Linked DNA regions of Mus musculus: region 2 is linked to region 1. The links are chromatin loops, found by intact Hi-C in ENCODE. Cell type or tissue: heart. All regions are shown on one strand.

Evidence for each region. Hi-C counts contacts between places; a loop is a spot of excess contacts. Peaks named below come from ENCODE experiments on the same cell type or tissue, not always from the same donor. Only the 100,000 strongest peaks of a DNase experiment are listed, where the experiment ranks them.
Region 2: it touches region 1 in a loop (3-fold over the local background); 12 of 42 quality-filtered maps call a loop at or near these places.

Annotation. Positions count from the first base shown.
Region 1 is chr5:120,923,791-120,931,790 of GRCm38, forward strand. It overlaps the pseudogene Gm7573. Among named protein-coding and RNA genes, the nearest start is that of Oas1d, 13 kb to the left of the region's middle. In heart, a CTCF peak has its summit at 3,487 (motif pointing left); no DNase peak of the experiment used is centred here.
Region 2 is chr5:120,817,519-120,825,518 of GRCm38, forward strand. It overlaps the pseudogene Oas1b. Among named protein-coding and RNA genes, the nearest start is that of Oas1c, 9.0 kb to the left of the region's middle. In heart, no CTCF peak of the experiment used is centred here; no DNase peak of the experiment used is centred here.

The DNA.
Region 1 (8,000 bases):
TGCTATCATCCTTAAGGGTCCTTCAAATTCCAGCCCCAGAGCAGTTTAAATGAAGACAAAACTACAAGCCTGGCCACTTGGGTCACACCTGTGCAGTGTCCCCAGTGCTCTTAGTGCTGAGCCCTCTCTCCAGCCCATGACAATGATTTGCTAAGGAACACTTTTTTCACCCTTCTTGGGTCTGTATTTGTATAGGTACAGAAACCTACACATGATAAACACATTGCCCTGCCGAATCGTGGGAGTTTAGTGTGGCAAACGGCTCAGCAATTGTGATAACATTTTGCCCTAGGTATAAGTTAACACATACTACAGAGGACACTAATAAGTCAATGAAGCAATAAAAACATGTTGGCTAGATCCTGACCCCACCTTAGGCTAACACAGTCAGGCTGACCTTCAGGCATGTACAGTGCTTGCAGGAACTCTTGCTAACGTGTGCTGTTCCTCTGCAACTGCAAGACTTTCTGTTCCCTGATCAAACAGAAATGCACAGTGAGAAAACTGTGCCTTCTTCTTATTAAAAAATGCACTTCTGTCCTGCTGAGAGTCACCACAGCTATGCCAATGGGAAGTTCCCTACTTAAAGGGTTTGGCCTTTATAAACTCCCTGCTCACTCAGGTCAGGGTTGTCTCTTTAGACTTGTAGTCACAACAGTGCATGCCCTGTCTGGCTCGGTGTGGTTCAATAAAAACTTCAGATTCATCAAGCACCGGTCCTGATCTTCTCTGGGGAGAGAACAGACCAACTACAACTTGTGGGGGCTCTCACGGGATCTATTCTGTCCATGAGAAAGAGGCTCTAATTCAACTCTGCAAGCCTTCTGGGGTGTTTTCCATAGGTTTTGGACCCCATAGACTCATGTGTTTGATTGCTTGGCCCACAGGGAGTGGCACTATTAGGAGGTGCGTCCTTGTCAGAATGGGTGTGGCCTTGTTGGAGGAAGTTGTCACTGTGCAGGTGAGGCTCTGAGGGCTCCTAGTGCAGAAGAGACAGTTTCCTCCTAGCTGTCTTCAGATGAAGATACAGAACTCTCACCTTCTTCTCCAGCACCAGGTCTGCCTGGACACTGCCATGCGTCTCACCGTGATGATAATGGACTGAACCTGTGAAACCCTAAGCCAGCTCCACATAAATGTTTACTTTTATAAGAGTTAACTTTGGTCACGGTGTCTCTTCACAGCAATGGAAACCCTAAGTAAGACACCTTCTATACTGTCTGGTCTTCTGAGTGCACTTTTTGGGGTATCTTTTGGGTAACTGAGCACAGTCTCAAGCCCAGGGTATCAGGGGACACCCTGTTGACATTTGGGTAAGGTGACTCTTGACCCCAGGACACCCATGGTTGTCAGTCTGCTGTGTTGGGTGAGTGAGAGCCTGGTGGCTGCTGTTGATTCTCTGTTTATTACTGTCTGTGTTTGTTCCAGTCAGCTGGATCCCCGTCTAGACTCCCAGGAAATGGTAATCGTCTTGTCTTGTGTTTGTCTGTGTGGACAAGTTTTGTTGCAGATATGGGAATGGGACTGAGTACAGCTACTTCCTCACTAACTAGTCCTGACACAGCTACCTCCTCATAACTAGTCATGTTTGCCGGCTACCTCCTAACTAGTCCAGTCTCCCAGATACCTCCCCACTAACTAGTCCTGTCTCCAAGCTCACTGCAGACCCTTGCCCAGTCTCTGTGCCTCTCAGTGGCTCAATGAAACCTGATGTTTAAGTCCTGCTAAATCTCAGATCTTTGAGTGTCCTTTGATCTCTGTTTGCTCTGGTCACTCCCTGCAGTCCTTGAGTCCATTTTGCAGGCACTCAGCTATGCTGTCTTTTGGGCATGAATAACACTGAAGCATCATTTTATGCTGTTCAGCATTATTATAAAGCTGGCTCTGGAGTTGGATTATGACCCTCCTCTCCCAATCTAAGCAGCCTGTTTAGTCTCCTCAAATTTCTGTCTCAGATCAAACGGTCATCTGACTCTAAGCCAGAAAAAGAGAGCAAAACAAAACAGACCAGGAAAAGACACTATGTGCTTTTAAGATACCTCAAAAGGAGGCTGTTCCCAAGAGAAATTACTGTTGCTTGGGAACACAGAAGGAACTAAGAATTCCTGTCTCAAGTTTATGTGCAAGAAGAGACCTGGAAGGATCCCAGGCTACCTGATGTCAAAAGTTGTATCAGTTTGGTTCTGCTCTGTCCACCACTGAGGACTTGATGCTGGGACCCACAAGGAGAATGTAATAAGTGCAGCTACTTGACCATGAATACGCAGATACAGAGAGAGAGACACACACAGAAAGACAAACACACATACATACACAGATGCACATACATACACCCTCCTACACACACATGCACAGACACACAGAGACACACCTACATATATAGAAACACACATATCCTCATACACACACATGCACATACACACACACACACACACTCACACACACACAAACACCTGTACTTCAATAGCCCTGTTCCTCAGAGTTCACACACCCTCATGGCTCTCTGTGATTTATTATTGTGCATCAGACATTGGACAGAACCTCCCAACAGGTGGACAGGTGGAAGTCAAGCTTGAGTTCCTGCCTCCCCTTCTGAATTCTGAATCTCTCGTCTCCCAGAGGACACTGTTGGTGGATAAGGCAGATAAAGCAGGCTGCGAAGAAGGCTATCTGTGATAGGACAGGATGCAGGGGTGAGAAGGCAGGGGTCAGAAGCCTGGAGTCTGATCACAGGTTGGACCCTCACTGACTGGGGCCTTGGGCAACTTCCTGTCCTCTCTGGGTCAAGGGCCTGCAGCAGAGCAGGACATGCCCCTGACTCTGGAGCCTCCTGGGCAGGTCCCACTGGGCTCACAGGAAAACACATGCCCAGTTCTTGTCCACTTAAGGATGGAGGGGAGGCAGGGCACAGCAGGTGTATGCTGCAGTCATGCCAGCGCTAAGGCAGGAGGATTACCATATACAGGCCAGTCTGAGCTATACACAAGAAGCCCTCCAAAATATGAAAAGAAACAAAAACAAAAAATAGATAGAAATTACAAAAAGGGTGATTCTCCTGGCATAGCACATAGCACAACCTCCGTCTTTAACAGAAAACACCATCGTGTCAGGAGCCCACATACTTACTGGAATGGGAATGCAAATGAGCCCTGAAGGTAAGTTCTGTGACAGGCCACCTGGGCCCCTTGGTCAGGTTGCTGAGAAGGTGACCAGTAGGCCAAACAAGGGTCAGGCCCTTGAGGATATATAGAGCTCTTCCCTGAAGCCATGCCTCCCACCTGTGGCCTCTCATCCACTGACAGATTTGTCAAATGAGAGTGGGCATAGCCAGACATAGGGGACAGCCCTAAAGGCCACTGCAGTCTGACCCAGCCCTTCTCCCTCCCCAGTCACCACCCCACACCCATCAAACTCCTATCCTGCCATGGGGTATGGTTCCAGCATCACTACAGCTATGCTAAGCGCCATCTGGAGGGCACACATGGCATCACTGGGTCCCTAGCATCAGGCAGGCCCTGCCCCAGGAGAGGAAAGGTCCAAGTGCAGGTCCCTCTGTGCCTCTGTGGCTGTGACAGAGCCCAGCTGAGTCCCATTGGCCACATGACAAGGAGACAGGGAAGACAGGCTGCTCCATGGACCTGACAGTGGCTTCAGACTCCATGGGATCCCAGCCTTGTCAATCACTAGCTGAGTGTCCCTGAGCCAGTGGCCTCAGGTCTCCAAGTCTGTGTGTGTGTGTTTGTGTGAGTCTGGATGGAACAACCTGTATGTGTGCGGGGTGACCTGTGTGTGTCTGTCTGTGTGTGTGTGTGTGTGTGTGTGTGTGTGTGTGTGTGTGCACTCATGTCCCTGTGTGTAACAGCAGAGATGAAGGTCAGAGGATAACTTTGGGGATTTGATTCTCTCCTTCTACCATAGGAGGTCCTGGGATGAAACCCAGGTCATCTGTGTTGGCAGCAAGCACCTTTACCCACTGAGCCATCCTGGGAGCCCATGAAATCTGTGAATAGCGCTAAGATGGCTGTGGAATAAGGAGAGCCGATGGCCTCCACAGGAGTGCGGCGACCACATGTGTGAGGGAACATTCTAAAGGTAGATGAAGAGAAGGGGGGAGGGCATGGAATGGAGATGATGGTGACACGTTCTTACCAGCACCTCCCAGGAGCACACTGGGGAACCGTCCCTGTACTTAAAGCATGGGTATTGCAGCCAGGCGGCAGCCTCTCCTGCTAGTCACCACCAGCCCTCTGAGCACGAACCAGCAATATTTCCTGTTGGGTCAGCAGGGGTCCAAGATCATAGGCCTGCAGAGCAACATGAAGAGAGGGAATTGAACAACCATCAAGTGCCTCACCCTGCACAGGGAGAGAGGAGAAGCCCAGCACTGCATCCATATCCAAAGCTTGCCCAGAGTCCCTGCCCCATGGCATACAGCAAGACTGGAGGATCCTTGGGCATGACCCAGAGGGCCTGGGTTCGAATCATCTACCCTTTAGTAGCTGTGTGTCCTGGGGCAGGTCCCTCAGGGTCTCTGATCTGTGAGCTGGGGAGAGTTGGACCAGCCAGTCTCATGAGAAAACTGATCAAACACAGAATCAGGACATGTCACTCCCTAGGGTGGCATAGCACTCTATTATTTACAGGTAATTGGTTCACTGCAGGTCTTTGGTGTGTCACAGCCCTTATGATGCTGTCACTGTTGGAAAATCTCAGTCCCCACTCCATGTCCTCCCCTTTCTTTGCTGTTTGGTGTAGACAATGTCAGATCCTTGGTTTCCTCATCACAGACAAGATAACCTACCCTCCCTTCCCCTCTCCCAGGGCATTAGGACCTCAGGTCAGTCAGGTGACAGCGCCCAGTGCAGGATATGCTGGGCTGACACAGAGCTCCCACCTCTCCCTTTCCACACAAGTACAGCCTGATACTCCATGGGGAACAGAGCCATGTGGGGACAGACTACCTGATTCTTGTGAGCTGTCTGTGCAGGTAGTTGGAGACCTCCTGGTATTCAAAGTCATAAAACATTGTCCAGTAGATTCGAAGCTGCTGGTACTTAATGACCAGTTCTAAGATGGACCAGAAGCCCTGGGCTGTGTTGAAATCAGCAACTCCATTCCTGTGCTCCCAGCCATAGACTGTGAGCAGCTCCAGGGCGTACTGTGGAGGCAGTGGCTTCCCCAGGTTCTCCTTACACTGAAAAGAGAAAGGCAATGAGAAACATGGGGCTCTCAGCTCTGGTGTGGGGGGACACTTCTCACAGGCTCAATTCAGCTGCCACCTGATGTTGCCATTACACGCCCAGTTATTTAGATTCAGTTTATGGCCCCTTCCTGTGCTATAGGCAAGAGCTGAGTTGTTGCTCCACAAAGACAGCATTCACTAGTAGGCCCAGGAGGAATCAAGACACCATGAGTGACAGCCAAGAGTGAGGGTGGGGGCGGGACATAAGGAGTGCTCACTGGGGAAGTTTTCTCATGGTCTCTGAGGTAACTGGGAAGGGGCCAGGGAGCTGGCTCAGGGGTAAAGCACCTTCCTCCCTGTGCAGGGGTGAGAACTGGAGGTCAGATCCTCAGCATCTACATGAGTGTCAGGCTGACTCCTAATCCTATGTTAAAGGGCTGTAGATGGGGCTTGCAGGGGCTGCAGGACTGTCCAGGAACTGCTGATCCAGCACACTGTGTGCCATGTGTGAGACTCTGACTGATTATACAAGATGGGGTGAGACTGCGGACCTGCCCTCACACTCTGACCTGGAATGCTAATGGACACACACGCCCACACACATACACTACATGTGTTTCCATGAATAGCTATAAACACACACATAAGAACACTCAGAATGTAACAAGAAATCATACATTTTAAAGGCATAGCTTGATGAGTCAAGAAAATCAAAATATAAAAGGTGCCATGAAGGGTTTGCCAAAGATGGAAGAAAAATCGAAAGACTCAAATGAAGCAGCAGCCATGGAACAGTGAATCAGACACGGCTGAAGAGAGAGTTAGCAGATTGGAAAGTGGACTAGAAGAAATCACCTAGAACAGGCAAAGAAAGTCCTCCCTCCTCTCAGATCCCCCACTCCACTCCTTGCCCCTCCTACAGCATCATCTCCCCCCCATCTCCACTCACCCCTGCTTCTCTCTCATCCTCTCCCCTCTGATTCCCTTCCACCCACTTTTTCTTTTACGTTGTTTTTCCTCACTGATTTTGCCAATTTTTATTCTGTCAACCTGACACAGAGAGAGTCATCTGGAGAAGATGGACCCACAACTGAGAAAATGCCTCCACCAGACTGGCCTGGGATCAAGCCTGTGGGGCATTTTCTTAATTAGAATGGGAGGGTCCAGTCCATCGTGGGCATTGCCTGTCCTGGGCAGGTGGTCCTGAGATGTTTGGAAAAATCAGACTGATCATCCAAGGGTATCCGGCAGCTAGCAGAGTTCCTCCACGGCCTCTGCTCCAGTTCCTGCCTCTGCTTCCCTCAGAGATGGAGTGCGATGCAGGAACATGAGCCAGACAATCCCTTTCCACCCAATTACTTTGCAGCAACATCATCTTTACCACAGCAGTCAGAGCAAACTAGGACAGAAACTGGTCCTAGGGAGGAGGGGCACTGCTGTGACTGACCAGCCATGGTGCTCCTTGGGAGGATTGAGAAAGGATTCTGGAACTTTGGGTTGAAAAGCTGTGGAGAGATGAGAGCTAACTGGCTGTTTGTGGGAACTTGGAAGACAGGAGTGCTGAGAGACAGGCAGGTATCAGAGGCTGGAGTGTGAAGTTTCAGGAAAAGCAAAGACCCCAACTGGGCTGTTTGTGTGCTGTGTTTGCATTCAGAATCAGTAATTTCTCATCAGCTGGGGCTGAGATCTTTGATTAAGAAAAAGCATGCACCATGGGGGCCAAGTCTTTTGGAAAGAGTTTCCTTATGATCAGCAAACAGTAGCTGTGGTCCAGGGGTCCCAAAGCTGCATCTAGAGCTTGCAGGTCACACCTAGAACTACAGAGAGGTCTCCCAGATGGTAAGACTTTAGTCCTATGAAGCCTGCTGGTTTGGAGGGGTCATGGGAAGCAGCTGAGGCCTGGCACTGAGAGAGGCCAGGAGAAGCCATTGGTGAAAGTGCAGCCTCCATGGCAGTGGAGACCCCAAGATACTGGACTTGCCCTGAGCAGGAGATGACTGCCAGGAACAGAGCACTGTGAGAACAGAGCTGGCCTGAGCCTGAGACCTGCTGTGTTTGCTGTGGATGGCAGAGCCCAAAAAGCTCAGAGAACTGTGAGTCCCAGATATCAGATACTGAGCCTTTTGCTCTGTTAGAATTTGGTTGAGTTTTGATCTGATTTTGACGGTGACCTGATTTTTCTCTCTTACAGTAAGAAAATATTTAACTTGTGTTTTTAATAGTATATGAGCCCACCGTTGAGAGACTAGTCTTTTTATGTGTCGTAGTTTCTTTTTTTTTTTTTTTTTTTTTTAAAGATTTATTTATTTATTATATGTAAGTACACTGTAGCTGTCTTCAGACACACCAGAAGAGGGCATCAGATCTCATTACGGGTGGTTGTGAGCCACCATGTGGTTGCTGGGATTTGAACTTCGGACCTTCAGAAGAGCAGTCGGGTGCTCTTACCCACTGAGCCATCTCACCAGCCCCTGTGTCGTAGTTTCTTTAGGTTTGGTTTTTAATTTGGGGATTTTAAAGCTGCATTGTGTTTTATGATGTGATACCGACATGAGATCTTAGGGACAAGCAAGAAAGGAAAGGTTATGGTTCAATCGTGGTTTGTTTGTGTGCCATGTTGAAAAGGGGTTAGTTTTTGTAAGCTAGCTTCCCCTGGAAGGAGTCAATCTTGATCAGTAAAATGCCTCCATCTGACTGGCTTTGGGTAGATTATGGGCATTCTAATTACTGATTGATGTGGGTGGGACCGGACCACTGTGGTCGGAGCCATGAATGAAATGTGGCCTTGTGCTGTGTAGAAATGGCCGCCGAGTGAGTC
Region 2 (8,000 bases), 110 kb before region 1:
GCTGAACCCCATAGGCTGTGATTCTGGACCTGGGGAGACTGAGGAACCTCAGAGAGGGGCTGAGCTGTTCCACTGAATGAAATCTTGTTTACAGATCATCTTAACATCCTCAAGAAGCCTAACCAACAATTCTACGCCAATCTCATCAGTGGGCGTACCCCGCCGGGGAAGGAGGGCAAGTTATCGATCTGCTTTATGGGGCTTCAGAAGTACTTCCTGAACTGTCGCCCAACCAAGCTGAAGCGCCTCATCCGCCTGGTCACGCACTGGTACCAACTGGTAAGGCATTGGCCTGGTCACTGTGCGCTTCATCTGTACAGAGTGTAGACACGGGGCAGAGAAAATGTGTACTCTAGTTCGGCGTCTATTGAGGTAATAACTCTATCACATGACCAAAACGCTCCTGGGAAGGAAGGATATTCTTATGTTTACACATCTAAGGCACACTCCATCATTGAGGGAAGTCAGAGGAATAACTGAAGCAGAGGCCATGGAGGAATTCTGCTCACCGTTTGCTGTCCATGACGCACTCAGCGGCCATTTCTACACAGCCCAAGGCCACATTCCACTCATGGCCCCAACCACAGTGGTCTGGTCCCACCAACATCAATCAGTGATTAGTAACATGCCCATAAACTACCCAAGCCAGTCAGATGGATCTGCATTTTACTGAGCAAGATGGACTCCTACCAGAGGAGGCTAGCTGGTGTTTAGTGGACAAAAAGTAAGCAGCACAATTGACCCCTTTTCAACATGGCACACAAACAAACCACGGTTGAACCATAACCTTTCCCTTCTTGCTTGTCCCTAAGATCTCATGTCGCTATCACACCATAAAACACAACTTAGGTTTAAAGTCCCCAAATTAAAAATCAAACCTAAAGAAACTCCCAACACATAAAAAGACTAGTCTCTCAATGCTGGCCTCATATAAAATTAAAACACAAGTTAAATACTTTCTTACTGCAAGAGGGAAGAACCAAGTCACTGTCACAATCTAATTAAAACACAACCAAAATTCAACAGAGCAAAAGGCTCAGTATCTGATATCTGGGACTCATAGTTCTCTGAGCTTCTCCGGCTCTGCCATCCACGGCACACACAGCAGGTCTCAGGCTCAGGCCAGCTTTGTTCTCACAGTGCTCTGTTCCTGACAGTCATCTCCTGCTCAGGGCAAGGCCAGTATCTTGGGGTTTCCACTGCCATTGAGGCTGCACTTTCACTAATGGCTTCTCCTGGCCTCTCGCAGTGCCAGGCCTCAGCTGCTCTCCAAGGCCCCTTCAGTCCAGCAGTTCTCATGGGACTTGAAATCTGGGAGACATCTCTGCAGTTCCAGGTGTGATTGACACTTGGAGATGCAGACTTGGGACCCCTGGACTACAGCTGATAGAGTCCATGGTCTGCCAAAGAATGATGTCCTGCACTCAAATTGTATGCAAAAGCAAAGAGCGTTTTTATTCTGTGGGATTCCAGCATGCTGGGATCTATCATTAACCAAGATGGAGATGCCCAGATGAGATCACAGGCTCAATTTAAAGCACATTAGTGGAATTCCATGGAAGAGTAGGTGACCTTTTTCTTGATTGGTTGGCTCTATTCTAGGGACATTCCTGAATCATTGCTGGGGGGGCTAGAAACTGTCACTTGGGGAAGCCTGGAAACTGTTGCTGACTCTGTTCTTTCCCTAGGCCAGGTGGCAGGGAAGCTTCTGATGGCTGGGCAGTTTCTGATTGGATGCTCTAGGCCTGGGGTTTTTCCAATAAATGACTTGCCTAGACTTGTACAGTTCTGAGAAACACAAATTCAGGCCTAGTCTCCTGATATGCCAGTTTGAAGCCCATTATGGAATCACCCTGGCTCAGTCCACTTACACCTACTCTTGCTGACTATGAAGAAACTCTTTCCAAAAGATTTGCACCCCCCCACACACACCCATGGTGCAGGTTTCTTCTTTATCAGAGCAGATTTTCAGCCCCAACTGAAGAGAAATTACTGACTCTTAATGTAAACACAGCACACAAACAGCCCAGATGGGGTTTTGCTTTTCTCTGAAACTTCACTCCAGCCTCTGTCACCTACCTGCCTCTCAGCACTCCTGTCTTCCAAGTTCCCACAAACAGCCTGGTAGGCTCTTTGCTCTCAACAGCTCTCCCACCCAAAGTTCCATAATCCTTTCTCAATCCTCCCAAAGAGCAACATGGCTGGTCAGTCACAGCAGCGCCCCTCCTCCCTAGGACCAGTTTCTGTCCTAGTTTGCTCTGACTGCTGTGGTAAAGATGCTGCTGCAAAGTAAATTGAGGTGGAAATGGATTGTCTGGCTCACGTTCCTGCATCACACTCCATCACTGAGGGAAGCAGAGGCAGGAACTGAAGCTGAGGCCATGGAGGAACTCTGCTAGCTGCCGGAGACCCTTAGGCGATCAGTCTGATTTTTACAAACAACTCAGGAACACCTGCCCAGGACAGGCAATGCCCACAATGGGCGGGGCCCTTCTACACTGATCAAGGAAATGCCCCACAGGCTTGACTCCAGGCCAGGCTGATGGAGGCATTTTCTCAGTTGTGGGTCCATCTTCTCCAGATGATTCTGTGTCACTTTGGCAAAAAGAATCAAAATTAGCAAAAGCAGTGAGAAAAAACAATGTAAAAAAAAAAGTGGGTGGAAGGGAATCAGAGGGGAGGGGAGAAGCAGGGGTGAGTGGAGATGGGGGGGAGATGATGCTGTAGGAGGGGCAAGGAGTGGGGTGGGGGATCTGAGAGGAGGGAGGATTTTCTTTGCCTGTTCTAGGTGATTTCTTCTAGTCTACTTTCCAATCCGCTAACTCTCTCTTCAGCAGTGTCTAATTCACCATTCCATGGCTTCTGCTTCATTTGTCTTTGGATTTTTCTCCCATTGTTGGCAAATCCTTCACGTCACTTTTTATACTTTGATTTTCCTGTCTTGTCAAGCTATGTTTTTAAATGTGTGATTTCTTATTATATCCTGAGTGTTTTTATGTGTATGTGTTTATACCTATTCTTGGAAACACACGTGTATGTGTGGGCATGTGTGTCCATTAGGATTTGAGGGCAGAGTGTGAGAGCAGGTTCTGAGTCACGCCCCACCTTGTGTAATCAGTCAGGGTTTCACACGTGACACTCCGTGTGCTAGATTAGCAGTTCTGGACAGTCATACAGCCCGGGGGAGCCCCATCTTTATCCCCTTGAACAGGGATGAGGAGTCAGCTTCCTCAAGAGCCTGACAACACATAGATGCTGGGGATCTCACCTTCAGTTCTCATCCCTGCATGGGGAGGGAGGCACTTTACCTCTGAGCCCTTTATCTCCCTGGCCCCTTCCCAGTTACTTCAGAGACCACAAGCGAACTTCCACAGTGAGTACTCCTTATGTCCCGCCCCCTCCCTCACTCCTAGCTGTCACTCATGGTGTCCTGATTCCTCCTGGGCCTGTTAGTTACGTGCTCAGTCTGTGGAGCACACAGTGTCCATCTCAACCACTCAGCTCTTGGCTATAGCACAAGAAGGCATAGACTGAATTCAAGTGACTGGGTGTGACAGTGTGACAATAACCCTGTCATGACATCATCAGGTGGCAGCTGAATTGAGCCTGTGAGAAGCAGCCCCACACACAACCACCAGGAACCCCGTTTTTTTCTCATTGCCTTTCTCTTCTCAGTGTAAGGAGAAGCTGGGGGACCCGCTGCCCCCACAGTATGCCCTGGAGCTGCTCACAGTCTATGCCTGGGAGTATGGGAGTCGAGTAACTAAATTCAACACAGCCCAGGGCTTCTGAACCGTCTTGGAACTGGTCACCAAGTACAAACAGCTTCAAATCTACTGGACAGTGTATTATGACTTTCGACATCAAGAGGTCTCTGAATACCTGCACCAACAGCTCAAAAAAGACAGGTAGTCTGTCCCCACATGGCTGTGATCCCCGTGGTGTCAGACTGCACTTGTATTTAAAGGGGGAGGTGGGAGCTCTGTGTCTGCAGCATCCCCTGCACTGGGCACTGTCCTGCTGTCACCTGATTGACATGAGGTCCTACAGCCCTGGGGGGCAGGGGTGGGCTCTCCTGTCTGCAGATGAGGAGACCAAGGCTCTGACATTGTCCCAACCCAATCAGCAAAGGAAAGGGGGGGGGGGACATGGAGTGGGGACTGAGATTTTCCAACAGTAACAGCATCATAAAGGCTGTGAGGCACCAAAGATGTGAGGTGGACAAATTACCTGTAAATAATACAGTGCTATGTCACCCTAGGGAGTGACATGTCTTCATTCTGTGTTGTGTTCAGTTTCCACACCCTATTCTTTGAGCCTGTCTGGTCGTCCAACACTCTTCATGTCACAGATCAGAGACCCTGAGGGATCTGTCCCAGGACACACAGCTACTAAAGGGTAGAGGATTCGAACCCAGGCTTTCCAGGTCATGCCCAAGGATCCCTCCAGGCTTCTATATGCTGTGGGGCAGGGACAAAAAAAAATCTTTGAAAAGGAGCTCTCTGCTGGGCTCCTCCCCCACCCCTGTGCAGTGGTTCCTGGGTCAGTTGACAGCAGCTCGTTTCCCTCTCTTCATGTTGCTCTGCAGGCCTGTGATCTTGGACCCCACTGACCCAACAAGGAACATAGCCGGTTTGAACCCAAAGGACTGGAGGCGTCTAGCAGGAGAGGCTGCCGCCTGGCTGCAATACCCATGCTTTAAGTACAGGGACGGTTCCTCAGTGTGCTCCTGGGAGGTGCCGGTGAGAACATGTCACCATCATCTTCATTCCACCCCCCCTCTTCTCTTCATCTACCTGGAGAATCTTCCCACACAGATGTGGTCTCTGCACTCCTGTGGAGGCCATTGGCTCTCCTTATTCCACAGCCATCTTAGCGCTATTCACAGATTTCATGGACTCACAGGATGGCTCAGTGGGTAAAGGTGCTTGCTGCTAACACAGATGACCTGGGTTTCATCCCAGGACCTCCTATGGTAGAAGGAGAGAATCAAATCCCCAAAGTTATCCTCTGACCTTCATCTCTGCTGTTACACACAGGGACATGAGTGTGTGCATACACACACATACACACACACACACACATGTCACTACACCCACCCACCCACCTATCCACAGGTTGCCCCCAACCACCACCACATAGACAGACACACACAAAAATACACAAACACAGAGGTTGCCCACACCCACTCACACAAAGACACACATACAGAGACACACACACACACATCACCTACACTTAGATAACACACATACATAGACTTGAAGACCTGAAACCACTGGCTGGGGACACTCAGATAGAGTGAAGAACGGCTGGGACCCCGTGGACTCTGAAGCCCCTGTCAGGTCCATGAAGCATCCTGTCTTCCCAGTCTCCTTGTCATGTGGCCAATGGGACTCAGCTGGGCTCTATCACAGCACAGAGGCCCAGAGGGACCTGCACTTGGACCTTTCCCCTCCTGGGGCAGGGCCTGCCTGATGCTAGGGACCCAGTGATGCCATGTGTGCCCTCCAGATGGTGTTTAGCATGGCTGTAGTGATGCTGGAACCATACCCCAGGGCAGAATGGGAGTTTGATGGGTATGGGGATGGTGATTGGGGAGGTGGGAGGGGCGAGTCAGACTGCAGTGGCCTTTAGAGCTGTCCCTCTGGCTATGCCCACTCTCAATTGATGGATCTGTCAGTGGATGAGAGGGGACAAATGGGAGGCATGGCTTCAGGGAAGAGCTGTATATATCCTCAAGGGCCTAGGCCCTGTTTAGCCTACTGTTGACCTTCTCAGCAGCCCGACCAAGGGGCCCAGGTGGCTTGTCACAGATGGCCTGTCACCTTCAGGGCTCAGTTGCATCCCCTTCCCAGTAAGAATGTAGGCTCCTGACACGATCGTGTTTTCTATTACAGACGGAGGTTGCAGTGCCAACGAAGTATCTCTTTTGTCGTATTTTCTGGTTATTGTTTTGGTCTTTGTTTCATTTCATCTTTGGGAAGACTTCATCTGGATAGCCCAGAGTGTCTTGGATATTGCCATCCTCCTGCCTTAGCGCTGGCATGACTGCAGCGTAGGCCTGTTATGCCCTGCCTCCCTTCCATCCTCAAGTGGACAAGAACTGGGCATGTGTTTTCCTGTGAGCCCAGTGGGACCTGTCCAGGATGCTCCAGAGTCAGACGCATGTCCTGCTCTGCTGCAGGGCCTTGACCCAGAGAAGACAGGAAGGTGCCCAAAGCCCAAGAGAGGGAGGGTCCAACCTGTGATCAGACTCCAGGCTTCTGTCCCCTGCCCTCAACCCCTGCACAGACAGCCTTTCTCACAGCCTGCTTTATCTGCCTTGTCCCCCAACAGTGTTCTCTGGGAGACAAGAGATTCAGAAGGAGAATATTATGGTTTGTATATGGTTGGCCCAGGGAATGGCACTGTTAGGAGGTGTGGCCATGTTGGAGTGGGTGTGGCCTTGTGGGTGTGGGCTTTCTCTTGTCTTAGCTGCCTGGAAGTCAGTATTCTGCTAGCAGCCTTCAGATGAAGATGTAGAACTCTCAGCTCCTCCTGCACCATGCCTGCCTGGACGTTGCCATGCTCTTGCCTTGGTTATAATGGACTGAACGTCTGAACCTGTAAGCCAACCCCAATTAAATGTTGTTTTTATAAAAATTTGCCTTGGTCATGGTGTCTGTTCACAGTAGTAAAACCCTAAAACAGGGAGGAACTCAAGCTTGGATTGCATATGTTCACACGTCGGGAGGTTGTGTCTAATGTCTGATTAATAACAACAAACCACAGCAAGCCATGAGTGTGTGTGTATGTGTGTGGGTGTGGGTCTCTCTGTGTGTCTATACCTGTGTGTGTATAAGGATGTGTGTATGTATCTCTGTGTCTGCATTTGTGTATGAGAATGTGTGTGTGTATGTATCTGTGCATGTGTGTGTATGTGGAATTGTGTGTGTTTGTATCTCTCTGTGTCTGCATGTGTGTGTAGGAGGGTGTATGTGTGTGCATCTGTGTATGTATATATATGTGTCTTCCTGTGTGTGTGTCTCTGTGTGTGTGTGTCTGCGTATTCATGGTCAAGTAGCTGCACTTATTACATTCTCCATGTGGGTCCCAGCACCAAGTCCTCAGTGGTGGACAGAGCAGAACCAAACTGATACAACTTTTGACATCAGGTAGCCTGGGATCCTTCCAGGTCTCTTCTTGCACATAAACTTGAGACAGGAATTCTTAGTTCCCTCTGTGTTCCCAAGCAACAATAATTTCTCTTGGGAACAACCCCCTTTTAGCTATCTTAAAGCACATAGTGTCTTTTCCTGGTCTGTTTTGTTTTGCTCTCTCTTTCTGGCTTAGAGTCAGATGACCGTTTGATCTGAGACAGAGATTTGAGGAGACTAAACAGGCTGCTTAGGTTGGGAGAGGAGGGTCATAATCCAACTCCAGAGCCAGCTTTATAATAATGCTGAACAGCATAAAATGATGCTTCAGTGTTATTCATGCCCAAAAGACAGCATAGCTGAGTACCTGCAAAATGGACTCAAGGACTGCAGGGAGTGACCAGAGCAAACAGAGATCAAAGGACACTCAAAGATCTGAGATTTAGCAGGACTTAAACATCAGGTTTCATTGAGCCACTGAGAGGGACAGAGACTGGGCAAGGGCCTGCAGTGAGCTTGGAGACAGAACTAGTTAATGGGGAGGTAGCTGGGGGACTGGACTAGTTAGTGAGGAGGTAGGACTAGTTAGTTGGGAGTCAGGACTAGTTGGTAGGGAAGTAGCTGGGAGACAGGACTAGTTAGTAAGAGGTAGCTAGCTGGGAGACAGGACTAGTTAGGAAGCTGGGAGACAGGACTAGTTAGTGAGGAGGTAGCTGGGTGGCAGGACTAGTTAGTTAGGAGATAGCTGGGAGATGGGAGTAGTTAGTGGGGAGGTGGCTGGAAGACTGGTCTAGTTAGAGACAAGGCAGACATGACTAGTTATGAGGAGGTAGCTGTAACAGGACTAGTTAGTGAGGAAGT